Linked DNA regions of Homo sapiens: region 1 is linked to region 2. Evidence: chromatin loops called from intact Hi-C (ENCODE). Cell type or tissue: psoas muscle. All regions are shown on one strand.

Region 1 (8,000 bases), 560 kb after region 2:
TTGAGGCAGGAGAATTGCTTCAATCTGGGAGGTGGACGTTGCAGTGAGTGGAAATCGCGCTACTGCACTCCAGCCTGGGCAACAAGAGCAAAACTCTATCTCAAAAAAAAAAAAGAAAGAAAGAAAGAAAGAAAGAAAGGTGAATGCCACATGATCTCACTTGTATGTGGAATCTAAAAAGTCAAATTCCCAGAAGTAGAGAGTAAAATGGTGGTTGCCAGAGGCTGGGGATGGGGAGGTGGAGTTGGGGGATTAGGCAATAGGGGGTGGGCAGGGAGAGATGAGACATCGGTCAATGGGTACAAAGTTACAGTTAGGAGGAATAGGTTCTGTGTTTTATTGCACAGCAAGGTGACTACAGTTAATAATGTACATTTCAAAATATCTAAAAGAGAAGATGTTAAGTGTTCTCACTAAGAAAACATGATAAATATTTGAGGTGATAGATATAATTACCCTGAGTTAATCATTTTCAAGGTATACATGTATCGGAACATCACACTGTACCCCATAAACATTCACAGGTATTTGTCTACTTAAAATAAAATAAAAATTTAAAAGATAAAAAGGATTATGATAACCAAAGGTTGATGTTCCTTTTAGAGATACAATATACAAATATTATTTTATCTAGGTTAAATCCATTGGCAATACATTTTAAGAAACCCACGCACTGGCTGTCTTCAGAGTAGTATAGTGTGCGAAGGCATGATTCTAGCATTTCATTCAATGATGTACTTGCAGATTGCATTCAAAGGGTAAAGAGACAAATCGTATACAACTGATCTCATGGAAGAGGTTATACAAGACGCTTCAGTTAACATTTTTTCCATTTGTTTTGCTTGAGCACTTCCAAACCCAGTAGGTCTGATTACACTGTCACCTTTACATCAATATATAAATAAATCGGGAGGAAAATAATCACTGGAAGGAAAATTAAGGTTCGGGTCATACATCAACTCTGCTTAGTTAGCATGCAAACCTATAATTCACACTGCTGCTGAAAAGCCTCCAGTGATTGCTTATCCATTACAGATCCATTGCAGAAAAAGGCTGTAACTTTATTAGAAGCCTAATTTAAGAACCTATAAACATTTAGAATTTAAGCCCCACTGACTGAATGAAGTCCAACTGTATGGAATATTTATACACATGTTGATTTAAATCCCTTCTGAAGCCTTTCCAAGAAAACCGTATGCTGAAGGATCAAAAGGCAATTTAACCAACCCGACTCCAGACTACCACCATCCAGTCCTAAGGAATATCACCTTAGCCTTTGTCACTTGCTTAATATAAAACATCCAAACGAAATTACCCACAGCTCATTAAAAAAAGAAACTCATTTATCCGATATTAGGTTGTTTAAACTTTAAGATTTACTATTCCTCAAGTGTTTGCATGGTTTTCTCTAGGTAGCTTCTCAGAACATAGTGCTACTGCAGTCATGAATTCCTGTTAGCTGGTAAGCTACTTGCAGAAAATAGATGTCTTTGTTCATCCCAGGCATTTTCCTTATCTCCAGGCAGTCATCTTACCAAGGTATGGGGAAAGAGATTGTAGATGACTCTGGGAAATCCATCAAAACTAAGGCAAGAGCTATCAAATCACAATCTGATGGAAAAAGGTAGGTAATGTTTCCACACAGGAAGGAAAGCTTCTCTCCTTATGCTGGCTCTAAATAGATATTACAGTGTAAATCAAGCTATAGGAGGTTGTAAGGAAACTTAGAGAGCACCTACTCTCTTAAGTATGATAGCAGACTCACACTTAAAGACCTGGATCTTGCCTCCCATCATTCAAGTGTAAAACTTTCTCTTATTAGAGAGCAGAAAAATCCACATATCTCATAATGAATGTGTATTGAGTTTCTATAGAACTTATATTCACTAAACAATATTCCTTAATAGTTTTGTCCCCAAGGCTAGTTAGGAGTGAACCCAGAACAAAAGCTAGGATTTTTAACTTCAAAATGAATGTATATTTTGAAATAGACATTATACTTTGCCTTCTCCTTATTGCTTGGTTCACTCTGTGTCTTGAAGGAAGGCATTTTCTACAGAAGGCAAGAAAGGTCCAAGCACCAGGAGCTTGTACACGGCTATTTCTTGGGAACTTCAAGGTCACATTGCCTGTGGAGATGCTCCAGGCTGAGGGCTTTGATTCTTCCTGGCAGAAATAGTACACTTGGCTGTGAGTTCCTGCTTCTCTCCATCTCCTCTGGGGCCTCGCCACTTTCTCTTAGTACATTTTTCTCTGGATGCTACCTTCAGCTTTAGAAAAGTTTAGCTAATCTTAAGAGTTTTATAAATTAATATTCTCATTCCATATTCATGAATTCTGACTGTTACAAATAACAGCATGTTTTATCATTTTTACACACAATAACGTATAGTCATAGTCATTCTTGAACTAGGGAGTGGTCATTATAAAGTATCACAAAGTGTTTGGGAAGTAGTCAAGGTTTTAGTTGGGTGAGAGCTTTTTAATGTTTTACAACTCTGGTAATAAGAAATTACATCTTATATCTAACTCTATCAGTGAAATTAAACTCTTTTTCTCTTTTAATAAAATTAAAATGTTTCACTATCAAATTTTAATAAAATCCTTTCAGTGTATGAATATTTTCTAATGATAATCCTTAGACATGGTGGTTTTCCCAGTTAAATTGGCCAGATGAATTTACGCTTCCCTCGTTGGTCTTTTCTATACCTAGGGGCAAACTCCTTTAGACAGGAATATGTCTATTTTAATTTCTGACCAACTGGCAATAAAGACTATCCTATGTACATGTAGATATGTAGCAATACTTCCTCAGAGGAGGAGGATACTGGCTAATGATTACTGTGAGCTTACTACATGCCAGGTATTAGTCTAAGAGCTATAAATGGAATCAGGTTCATTTCCCACAAAGTATTGTTATTAACCCCATTTCACAGATCAGGAAAGTCACAAAGCTTGATAGTCACTAGTAATGAAAAGAGAAAGAAGCACAGAAATGCATCTTTATTTCTTTAATTATTCCTTCAACAACTAACCAATTTCCTCAACAAAGGCTCATGTTCTCCACAAATATTGTCTGAAAATTAAATAATAATAAAACAAAACATAAGAGCTGAATCCCTCTTACTGGTCCAGATCCATGAAGTCCACAGTTTTCAGTACAATGTCTAGTTCATTTGTTAGTTCGCAATACATTCCCCTGCCCTTAGAAATACTTAAACTGATTGTACTAAAAAATAAATCTTACTAGACCTTACTCAAGTATTATTATCCTTGTAATTAAGCTAGTCTGTTTACCAGAGGCTGTTGTGTTTGCAGATACTGTTAATATATTAGTCTTTACTTATAAACCTCTCTGCTGCAGAGAAAATGATGTGGAAAATGCAAAGAGAGTAAGGAAAAAACTAAATTCAGGCATCTTTTTAGATAAACGTGATTGTCTACCAAGACTTTCCAAACATCACCTTAGTCCCTTAGGAAATGGATTCTGCAAAGATGAAAAATAAATTTTCTTTTAATTTCTTTATGGAGATGTGATGAAAACACAAGTAATCTGTGCTCATGAACAATTAGAGCTTGAAAGTTAGTCCCACTTCTAAGTATAAAGAATAAAATAAAAATCACCCATAATCCCACCATTCAAAAATCACTACTCAATATTTCGGCACATTTCCTTCCAGTCTTTTTTTCTACTTTAAAAATCATAATAGACCAGGCACTGTGGCTCATGCGTGTAATCCCAGCCCTTTGGGAGGCCAAGACAGGTGGATCTCTTGAGGTCAGGAGTTCGAGACCAGCCTGGCCAACATGGTGAAACCCCTTCTGTACTAAAAAATACAAAAATTAGACAGGTGTGGTGGTAGTAGGTGCCTGTAATCCCAGCTACTTGGGTGGCTGACTCAGGAGAATCACTTGAACTGGTGAGGCGGAGGTTGTGGTGAGCCAAGATCGCTGGGCTTGGGTGACTCCAGCTTGGGTGACAGAGTGAGACTCTGTCTCAAAAATAAATAAATTAATTTAATTTAGTTTAAAAACATAGTAAATAGGTTATCTTCAAAAACTCAAGGTTTACTTAGACCATTTATTCAAGAATTTTTTCCCCTTATCCCCAGGAAAAAAATTTCTATTATCCTCCTGTCCTGCAATGTATTCACCCCCTTCAAAGGCAACTCAAGTCATCGACAGAAAAATCAAATGACGCTTTAGCCGCTCCGCTGCTTTCTTTCCTATTTGGGGGATAAATTCTTTAATTAAATTAAAGATTAACAAAGCCTTGGCAATCAGCATGCATCCTCTTAATTGCAAAGATGGCTTAGCTATTCTCAGCAGTTAGTTTTTTTACAAAGGTACTTGCAATGAAAGGGTCAAGTTTAAGACTTCTCTAAACCTCTGCTCTACATCTCTCTCTGTTAATAACCTTCCTGGTGTTCGATATTTGTTTAATGATCAACAGTGGCTTCTATTCCTATCACTGAGTATTTCAGAAAGTAGCATAACCAAGTCAATGTTTAACTGGATTCTTTGGGTCTGAAACGGCAAAGTTGAAGGGAAGTCTCCATGGAAACCAGCCTCCCAGGAAGTGGCCAAAAGGGTTAGTGTGCAGTGAAACAGAGCTAGAAGGATGCCATGAAGGAAATGACTGCTTTGTAAAGCGAGGGTAAACTTCTGAAATGCTTTGATTAAAATAAGCTATATTAAAGACCCCAAAACCACTTCCCTCGCAGCTTTCCTCTGAATGTCTTTCACATGAAATGGGCCTGAGTCACTCTAAGACTCACCTTAGGGTGATCAAAGTAGCACCTTTGCAAAACAAAGAGGTAGAGACTCCCTCGGCTGGCCGTGTGGACTTTGCATTCAATCAGAATTTGGAAGAAAAGACTTCATATTCACTGGCAAGACTGCAGGACCAGAATAAAGCCTTGGAAGGGCAGCTGCCACCTTTACAAGAAAACTGGTATGGAAGATATTCTACAGGTAAACATAAAACCCAGCATGAGATGTGTGTATCTGGACCAAGGAGCATTATTAATAGGTTTATCTGACTGTCTCCATGATCTCAGAAAGTTTCTAAATTCCTGAAATGTAAAGGAATTTAGGCTATCTTTGAAAACTCAAATCTTTCAATGAGGATTGAACATCAGTTGAAAGTATTCTGGGTTCATTAGAATGGGAGTATAAACTGTACAAAGGACTTTTCACTATTCCATATGAGAAGGATAAATCATTTTGTTTCAGCTCAGTTTGTAATGCTTTCAATGTTTATACCTAGTTTTGCCAGACCATTAAAATTATATAGATACTAGTGATAAATGATAGCAATCGCGTTTCAGTTAGATTCTAAATTTAAATCATTCTCTCCAGTATAGTTTAATGCACCAGACTTTGTGGTTTTGAAAGCAACACTTTAAGAGTGAGTTAATTCTAACATGAATTTTGAAACCACCCTAAACAGTATTGATTTATTGCAGTACAGAGGAGTGGATGAGTCACCCTTTTCCCAACCCCACATTCTTCATGGTCATCTGCAGAACTAACAGAATTCTTTCCCATTATGATTGGAAGCTCTGAGCCTGAAGTGGCCATAAATCCTGGGATATTTTATAAGCCATGTAAAATGTTTTATGATGACCACAATGATAATTAAACAGACATTCTCACTTAGAAAAATATATGTTTATTATATACATATATATATGTATATTGTTTTCCCTTTTCTTCACCTTCTGGATCAATAACACAAATAAGTTTCCCTTATTGGATGCCTTGTTCAGAAAGCCTCACATTCTCTTTTGGTACCTAGCAAATCTTGCCTGGAATGATTTTTCATGGCTATTGTCTGCAGAATTGATAACGTTTGGTTGTTTCTATATGGCCTGTTTTTATGTTCTTTATGTTCTTCAAGTTCTTAAGCACATGGATGGGAATTTTCCCCTTAGGAATTTTTTTATGATAGATAGAGGGATAGGTGATAGACATGATTTAAAAAATGGAGCGTGAATGTGTACTAAGAGTATGCAATGCTCCTATTGAGGAATTCCCTTTTTATCCAAACCCCCATTGAGAGTTTTAAGATTTTGGTGACAGAGAGAGACTCTGTCTCAATTAAAAGAAAAAAAAGATTTAGGTAACTGAATAAATGGTGAGCTTATGTCTGAAGTGACAAAATCACATTTAAAAATAAATAACAAGATCATGAGAATCCTCATGATCTCCCATATTCTCACCCCAGCTCCATCAAATACCAAATCGAATGACCTTGGGCAAGTTACTTCATCAATTTTTTTCACTTGTAATCAGGGGTAAAAATAAATGCCTGACACAGCCTATGCCAGTTGAGGAAAATCTAATTAAATAATGGAGTAATGTCACTAAAATAAAAAAAATAAGGATTAGTAAGCCTTCTGAAAAAATAGCTGAAAATACTTACATTGTTAAATCCAGTATGTTTGTTGTTTCCATCCTGCTCAATATGCTGGCATCTTTTCAAAAGAAAATAAGGACATAGTTTCCATCCCACTAAAAGTTAGAGAGAACAAAGTCCTTGAAGTGGTTATTCACATGTCTTAAGGAGAGAGATGCATAATTACCCAGGGATTTTTCCATTTAAAATGCAAAGTGGGACTGTAAAATAGTCTATGAAACAATCTAGAAGTCAGAATGTGTCCAGATTGTTAAAAGGGAAGGACAAGAACTTCATTCATGCAGCGCTGGTCATGGTAGCACTCCCAAGAGCTCAGGATAATCAAGCTGGAAAATAAAATCCATAATGGATCTGTTGAGCCTCTCTGTTTCCTAATAGAGGCTTAACTCTGTATCCCCAGCTTGTTTCATCAGGAAAGAATATTGATATGCTGTATTACAGTGGCAACCTGTGGAAATTTTTTTCACTAAAGGGGCTATTGAATTGTGTTCACACGTACTCCATTTCTTTCTCATCTCTGTATAATCACCTATCTATCTATCATCTATTTCATCTAAGAAGATTGTTTTCATTTTTTAAAGTTATATATTTTTCTGATGTCTTATATTTCAGGGAGGAGATTTTATGGAATTAAAATAAGTCAATAAATTTCTATTTTCCAGGCCAAATTCTGTTTGAAAAATATTTGCAGTCAACATATTGGTAATTTTGTAACTCTCCCCCTAAGTATGAACCTGAGTAGGAAGTTAGGAGAGCAGATATTAAATCCTGGGTCCAGACTAAAATAGTGTCATGTGCACTAATGTAGGTTCCCTGCTTTCTGTGTTTCATCTCCACATTCAACCCACAGGTTAGACATATATAACTGAAAAGGTACAAAATTGTGTTGACAAAGTCTAGTAACTAATGATTGCCTGATTTAATAGTAAATTATATTTAATGTTTTATTCCTGTTTCTTCCCCAATCCTTCAAGCATCCAGAGACATGTATTTTGACATCCCACTGGAACACAGAGAAACAAGTATTATTAAAAGGCATCCACCCCAAAGACTTCAAGTAAGATGAATTTAAAAGGCTTCATAAGGAATTTCTTGGATAAAATGGTAACATCCCTTTTTAAACTATAATCATCAAAGAGGGATATTGATAAGGACCAAGCTATTAATGAGAATGTTCTTAAAGAAAAATGTCATCAATCGCAAATACTCTATTACTTTAAGATTTCCTTTAGCAATGATTTCGCTTTTAAGACCAGCCACCGAAAGAAGCTAGTAGCAAGGACATAGATACCATGGAATTCAAGAGGCTTGAATCTAGCACTGATTAGTTGGGTGACTATGGGAAAACAACTTGTAATAAATAATAACAGCTACTACTATTTAATTACACCCTACTACAAGTCAGATACTATACTAGGCAATTCAATCTATGTCATTCATTTAATCTTCTTAGCCACCTATGAAAAAGGAAGAATTATCTTTGTTTTATACATGCTAGTCAGAGAGTTCAGTAACTACCCCCAAAGACTCACAGAGGCCAGATATCAACCAGGTCTCCAAAGTCTGTACTCTTAACTGT
Region 2 (8,000 bases):
GTGGGCCGTCTGTATCCGTGGGTTCTGTGTCTGTGAATTCAATCAACTGAAGATCCAAAATATTCTTTAAAAATTGCATTAATATCTGTACAGGTCACAGAGACCTTGCTGATAAAACAGCATGTGGTAAAGAAGCCAGCCAAATCCCACCAAAACCAAGATGGCCACGAACGTGACCTCTGATTGTCCTCATTGCTCATTATACTGTAATTATAATGCATTAGCATGCTAAAAGACACTCCCACCAGTGCCGTGACAGTTTGCAAATGCCATGGCAACATCAGGAAGTTACCCCGTATGCTCTAAAAAGGAGAGGAACCCTCAGTTCCTGGAATTGCTCACCCCTTTCCTGGAAAACTCATGAATAATCTACCCCTTATTATTCATGAGTTTAGCACATAATCAAGAAATAAACATAAAAATAGCCAAGCAGCAACCCTTGGGCCTGCTCTGCCTATGGAGTTGCCATTCTTTTATTCCTTTACTTTCTTAATAAACTTGCTTTCACTTAAAAAAAAAGGTATCTCTACTGAATATGTACAGACTTTTCCCCTTGTTGCTATTCCCTAAATAATATAACAACTATTTACATGGCATTTATGTTACGTTAGGTATTATAAATAATCTAGAGTTGATTTAAAATATATGGGAAGATGTGCATAGTTACATGCAAATACTACACCATTTTATATCATTACCTTGAACATCCTCAGATGTTGGTATCCAAGGGTTGTCCTGGAACCAATTTCCCGTGATACTGGGGATGACTATACTATCTTCCTTTGCTGAAGAAAAAGTGAAAACTAGATTTGAACAGGAAAAAGAGTAAACAACCTATGACATGCTGAAGCTCCATGCATTTGAGTTTCTGTGTGTACTGTGGTTGTTTTATACTGCTTGTTTGAACTCTCATACTGTACTGTTCCTGTGTTGCCGTACTCAAATAGGTTTACTAACCTATCTCTCTAGCAAGGTCCTCTCTCTTGTTGATTTGAAAGTAGAGTGGTTGCATAGGTGGTAGTGAATAAGGGACAGCTGGGTCTTTGCACATTTGCTGCAGACCATTAGAGCTTGTCTTTAAAGATCATATGGTTCAGGTAACACTTTTACTCTAGAGGACACTTAGCTCCTGAGCAGCTAAATAGTTTTCCCAGAGTTATAACCTGTGAGAATCCCTGGTCTTTTGTCTCTCAGTCCAGCATTTTGGTCACTACATCTACCTGCCACGCTAATTTCATTCACTTGATCTCTGTCCATCAAAATACACACACACACACACACAGACACACACACACACACCCTTTGGAAGATAGCATTTTAGACAAGAGTACCACCTTTTGAGCTAGTAACACCTAGGTTTGAATTCTACTCAACACTAACTAGTTATATGACTTAATTAATTCATCCTTCTAAGCTGTATATTTTCCTCATCTGTAAATTGAAGACAATAGTTCATAAAGTTGTTGTAAGGATTAAATAATTTAATGCATATGTAAACTGCTTAACAAATTGCGTAGTACCTAAGTGTCCTGTAAAATCTCTCTCTCTACTCATATGTGCAAGGCACTGAGCCAGGTCAAAGAGTCAATGCAAACAGGTACTTCTTATTTAAATAGGAAAGCATCATACTTCTTATTGTATTTCTTAGACAATTTCGCTTAACATCGCTCTAGTTATATTACATAGGTTATATACTATATTGGTTTGAGATCCTTAAAGAAGAGAGAAGTTTATTTTTTTTCTCAGATAAAAGTGTGAGGTAAGCATTCCAAATTGGTAGGTGCTCTGCTCCACAAATCATTCAGGGATCCAGGGTCCTTCTGAAGTTGTGCTCTGCCACCTAGTAGGGCATTGTTGATGTCTGGGGTATGGTTGGTGGGAAGGAAGGAGAGTGTGAAGGAGGCAAACTTACTCTCTTCAGGTGTGGGCCCTGAGTTGCACATCACTTCCACTAACATTTCATTGGCAAAAACATAGTCACAGGGCCATATCTAACTGCAAAAGACTAGAAAACTAGGGCAGGTAGGCAACCCATGACCAGATTAGGGTTTTGTTGTTACAGAAAAAGGGGAGAATGGGTTTCAATGGACAACTAGCAAGCTTTGCCTTAGAGAGCCAACACTGATGAGGGGTTGTGTGGCATGGTAGAAGGAATTAGTCAGGACCTGGTTTCTGACTCTACTTCAGCCCGAGGCTTGCATTATGACCTTGGCCACATGCCTAACCCCTTGCACCTCAGTTTCCTTAGTATGAAGGAAGACCTGGGACTGCTCATCTCCAAGATTTCTTCTAGCTGTATGAAGCCCTCACTGATCACCTTGTCTCAATGGTTCCCTTTCTCCTCCTAAAGCATCTCTTCACTGTGCATCTCATGGGACATAACTAATACAACTTTATTTGCTAAGAGCTTTTATTTCCTTTCATTAAACTATGGGCTTTGTAAAGGAACAAGTATATCATAGCATTTTGAAGGTATCAGAAGAAGATCAAACAGTATATGTAAGTTGGTTGATTGGTTGGTTGGTGAATATGAATAATTTGGAACTCATTTGATAAAGATACTATAGATATGAAGTACTGCAGAATGATTTTCTTTGGGAATGAAGCAGAGCTGAGAGAATAACCTCTAAGATCTGTTCTGTGCTCAAATTTTATGATTCTATGATTCAGCAGCTCTTCTTAAGTTGGGAGAAATCCCATCTTGGTTTCCTATGGTGGCACTCCCTCTAAAAAATTATCACCAAGTTGAACTTCTGGATAAAAGTTTCCGTCTCCTCCAGTGGCTTCTGCAAGGTCAATTTAATACACATTAAAAGGAAATATTCTCACCTCTACGAATAGAGCTTTATTTTTAAATCCTTTAGCCTTTCAGGCAAGGGTCTGAGTACTTACAGGATATTAAAATGCAGGACCATGTAGTTTGCTGAGCTTTTGAATCATATTTTGTACATTTAAATCCTAAAACAAATCCCTTAGAGATTCACTTTAAAACAGTGTATTAAGCATTTATTCTATAAAAATCCAAGTCCCTGTTTTGAAGTCAGCCTCCATCAAGTTTGTTCCTGGTAGGAGTGACTAAGTACCAAATAAGTACAGCAGTGCTTCTCCAAATTCTGTTGAGCATTTGAGTCATCTGGGCATCTGATTAAAGTGCAGATTCTGATTCAGGAGGTGTAGGGTGGGGGGTGACTGAGATTCTGCATTTTAACAAGCTCCCAGATGATTCCCTGATGCTGCTGGTCTGTGGACTGAGCTTTGAGCAAGGATGTAAGGAATATTTCCCATTTACATGACACTTAAAGATGTTCTGCTACTAGCTGATTAAATATAGGGTAATTATGTTGCCTCATATTACAGTGATTTGTATCTGTTATCTTTTTAAGACTGTAAGATCCTGACACCCAGGAAAGAGCCCTATTTATTCTACCTCATCTTCTCCTATAAATTTAGCACACTTTCGTGTACTCCATAAGCCTTTGAAACTAATTGTTAAATGGTAGAAAAGTCTAACTGAATGCTGTTTCATTCCACGTGGTGAGTAGAGGTTATATACAGCTATCTGTCCTGGGACATATTTGTTGCTTTCTGTCTCAGAATTAATCTATGAGAGGAAATGTGGCCCCATAGAGAATCAAATTGGAAATACTTTTTCTTAGCGCTTTATTTTCCTGTCTATAATAGAGACTATTGACATACACATTAGCAAATGGCTTGAATAGTCCTCAGGGCTTGGGGCAGTCACTGCAGCTATTAGAGTGAAGTTATGAAAGTTTACATGGCTTTCTTTATTTAGCAGTGGCAGCGTAGTGTGTGCCTTTCTTGAAATCCAGGTGTAAGGGAGAGGGTGACTCCATGGTCTGAACCAGGACAGGTGGGAAATCATGAGCATATTTGGTTGCCCTGAACCAGACCCAAATGAAATTAAATGGTGAGGTATGGAACATTATTATTATTATTATTATTATTATTTTTTTTTTTTTTTTGAGACAGAGTCCTTCTCTTGCACACACTGGAGTGGCACGATCTTGGCTCACTGCAATCTCTGCCTCCCAGGTTCAAGTGATTCTTCTGGCATTACAGGTGCCTGCCATCAAGCCCAGCTATTTTTTGTATGTTTAGTAGAGATAGGGTTTCACCATGTTGGCCAGGCTGGTCTCGAACTCCTGACTTCAGGTAATCTGCCTGCCTCAGCCTGCCAAAGTGTTGGGATTACAGTCATGAGCCACTGTGCCTGGCCTGGAACATTATATTTTATATCCAAATTTTCAATGCAACGTAGCACTTTGTGCATAAACCATCACATACAAATTGTATGTACTACTGCAGGCCTTGGTGGTTTCACTGGCAAGTGACATTACCACATAATTGCTTTTGGAAGAAGAAACGATGTCCTTGGATATTATGTAGTTAAGAAACCGTATAGATATAATCTTGCAGGCAGCTAAATCTTCACTGCCTATTCAGTATGACTTCAAAGCCTTTCCCATCACTCAGCTGGCCAACATAGAAACTGAAAGGAGTGGAAAGTGGCCGTGGTAATGCCAAAGAATCTGTGTGTTACCAGTCTCCATAGAGAAGTGGGAGGTTTATGTGATCATTCACACAAAACCTGCTTAGCTCCATTCCCCACTTCACAGGCAGAGTCACAGACTGTCCTTGCCATCACTCATGTGCTCTACTTGACCCTGAGCTCTGGGCCCAACAGATCAGGGTTTGATTTTTGGCCCCACCACTTGTGTAAGTTATTTTGCTTTTCTCTGTGTTAGTTTTCTCATGTGTAAAATGGGGATAGTAGATTAAATACTTTTCACAGAGTCTTTGAGACGTACCAAGGGCGCTAAATCTAAATATTATTTTCTTAACATCCCAACTCAGAGAAGCTAAATCTTTTTGTCTCTCTAGAGCTTAAAATCCAGCATGTGATAGAATATTTATAAGCACTGTATGGTATAGAAAAGTGAAAAACATGACGTAAAGACCCATGTGTGGTTGTCACTACGGAATGGGGTTGTGACTGACGTGACCTGTAGCACATGTGAACATTCTCCACTAACAAAAGTTATGGAGGCGAGGCGAGGATCCTTAGGTGAGGATCATGCAATGCCAGAGAAGACAGTGTGCTCCCAGACACAGGGACTGCCCTCGTGGTAACTGCATCTTAGTTGGGGTGGGGAAGGGACAGACATTCATCAAGTAATCCCCAGTCTTTAAGTTATGACAAGTTCTATAAAGGATATTAGGTGGCTAGAGATCTTCTACCAGGGGCCTTGGCCTGATGGGGGTCAGAGAAGGCTTCCCTGGGAATGTGTTTATGAACCGAGATATATAGAGAAGGGAAGCAGGGGCTGAGGAAGGGAATTGATCTATGAAGGGTGGGGGCAGGAAGAAGTTTTTGAAGACTTCAGAGAAGGCCACTGTGCCTGGAGCCAGCAGGAAGTGCACTGGGGGCTGGTGAACCAACAGGGACCAAACCCTGCAAGACCCTGCTGTGCAGGGTGAGGGTTTGGGATTTTATGCTGTGAGCAATGGGGTGCCGTGGAATAGCACATGGGTGCCATGGAATGGCACATAAAATAGGATAGAATAGCACATATGCTAATGTTCTCCTTGAATTTTAAAGGCATCACTCCGGCTGCAGGATGTCTTGTAAGGACTGCTATATAAAGAGTGGAAGTGGAGTGAAGAAGTAACAAGAATAGATGTGAGGAAGCCAGTGAGGAGCTTGTCACAATAGACTGGGCAACAGGAAAGATGGCTTTTACTGGGACAGGAAGAAGAGTGGATGGATTCAAGAGTAATTTAGGAGGTAGGATCAAAAGATCTTGGTGGCCAACTGGATCTTGAGAGCGAGGGAAGGGTAGTGTTAAAGGGGACTCCTAGTTTCTGGATGATGCAGGTGTGCAGGTAGGGGTGTTCTCCCTGAGATGAGAGAGAGCAGGGCAGAACCTGAGTTAGGGGAAGAGTAGGGGTGGGGAGAGGGAGCAATCACGAGTTCAGTTTTGGTTATGTTGAGTTTGAGGTACATGAGACACTGAAGGAGAGAAATGTCTGGAGCTCAAAGGAGAGGCAGAGCTGGAACTGTGAGCTTTGCAGCCAGCATTGGATGGTAACGATGCCATGGGAGTCGGTGATGATGTCTAGGGTGCGAGGTCAGAGGGACAAGGATAATGGCTTGGAACTGGACCCTGAGGAACTACTATAATTCACAGGTGAAGTAGAGTAAGTCAGACCCTCCAAAGAAGCTGAGAAGGAGCAGCCAGAGAGGTGAGGGGAAACGTGGTGTCACAGAAGCCAATGGAAAGGACTGTTTCAATATAGAGGGAGTGGTCGACTGAGGGAATGCACCCAGAGGCAAACCAACACAAACGGACAGCTCGGAAAATAAAAAGCTCTGAAGTCAGGAGGCAGTTCGAATCTAGTATTTTTAGAATGTTCCCATGAAACCCGCTCTTCCTTAGCTTCCTCCATTGTAAAATGGGATAGCAGCAGAGTTCTTTTGAGAACTGTGTGAGATGTGTGTAAGATACTTGGCACAGAGCTGGCACCCAGCTACTGGGGTCCAGCAAATGGTAGCTGGTATAATAATGAGCACAGGTGTGGTGGAGGAAATGAGAATAAGAGGAACAGGGGCATGGGGGTGCGCAGGACACAGTCCCTGGTCTCACTGGAGCTCAGCGTTTGTAGCTGGGAAGATGAAAAAGTTTAAGTGAATCCGAAGGAGGGACCTTGGATGCTGGGCCAGCAGGGGTTGCAAATTCTGGGCCTAATCTGGTTGGGAGATGACCAGGGCCTAGAGTAAGGGCAGGGCAGGGAGGGGAAGGCAGAGACCCTTTGGGTAATTTATCAGGACTTTGGAAGTGGTCTGGAACAGAATCGAGAGGTTGAAAGTTGTTTTTAGCATTCAAGCTTAGAATAGGGTTTTCTCTTTCTTTCTGTATATTTGAGTTGTTAACTAGATAATCAGGCCTAGCTGTCTTTTAAAGAGTGCTCTATGAAACTCAGTTGGGGAAGCAGCATGCCACTGTCACCTTGTTCTTCCTGATGCAAAGTGAAGACTGGACACTAAGCTTGGAGCCTGGAGGGACCTCCAGAAGTCAAGGAGAGAGTTCATATAAGACCGTTCAATTTGAAGAAATAGAAATTAAATAAAAAATGACTTCAGTCTAGACGATGCCCTGGAATGAAAAGGACAAGGATGGTTTGGTGTAACAGATAATGACTTATTTTATTAAAAGTTAAGGAGAGAGAGGCAAAGAGTTGTCTCTACCCTGTAAAGGTTCTCTGAATGAATGTATTGGTTATTCAAGTGCAAGTACTTATTTTCTTTGGTGGAACTATTCCTTTTGTAATTTTGGCTGGGCTGACAGTTCCATCAGTTGAACATTCAGTAGTCCTGGCCTAGACCAGTGGTGTGCCATGAAGTGTGCACATTAGAATGAGTGAGTGTGGGTCTTACCTCAGAGGTTTGTGTCATCTGTTAGATTTTCTAGCCTCCCCATTCTTAGGAGCCTGAAGCTGCTGAGAAAAGATGAATCTATTTACTCTGGAGGGGCAGCTTGGCTGATGTGGTATTTTCTGAAGTCATCAGCTGGCCCTAGAAATTGATGTGGTTAATTTCATTGTTATCCTCTGTGCTGCTCTTCAAACCATTTTTACCTGCTAAGTTGCCACAGATTTTGTATCGTTGATGATCATTGGCAAGAACATAAGAACAAATAGTAGATTTGTTAACCCCCTCCCCCAAATAGATCCTTGAATCTCGTATGGGTGCCTGATCAACCATAGTTGCATTCCCCAAAAAAGTTATCACCTGACATTACAGTGTAGAAAGAATAATAAATAGGGAATCTTTCCTTTAATTGTAGAATTTTCCTTAAATAATGTCTTTCATCCGATTTTATTTCTATTTGTGACATAATGTCACATACTGTTGATACCATTAAGATGTGGAAGAGTTTAATGCCAGACACTCTATCTGGCAAACAAGAACAGGTGGTTGC

What was found. Hi-C counts contacts between places; a loop is a spot of excess contacts. Peaks named below come from ENCODE experiments on the same cell type or tissue, not always from the same donor. Only the 100,000 strongest peaks of a DNase experiment are listed, where the experiment ranks them.
Region 1: it touches region 2 in a loop (3-fold over the local background); 4 of 110 quality-filtered maps call a loop at or near these places.

The regions. Positions count from the first base shown.
Region 1 is chr14:57,490,467-57,498,466 of GRCh38, reverse strand. CCDC198 (coiled-coil domain containing 198) reads left to right here and starts at 4,610. Exons shown (of 6, transcript NM_018168.4): 1 at 4,610-4,974; 2 at 7,396-7,478. The coding sequence starts at 4,752. LOC105370519 (a long non-coding RNA gene) reads right to left here and starts at 7,432. Exons shown (of 5, transcript XR_007064194.1): 1 at 6,428-7,432. In psoas muscle, no CTCF peak of the experiment used is centred here; no DNase peak of the experiment used is centred here.
Region 2 is chr14:58,050,853-58,058,852 of GRCh38, reverse strand. The region is part of intron 5 of ARMH4 (armadillo like helical domain containing 4); the gene reads left to right. Among named protein-coding and RNA genes, the nearest start is that of ARMH4, 97 kb to the left of the region's middle. In psoas muscle, no CTCF peak of the experiment used is centred here; no DNase peak of the experiment used is centred here.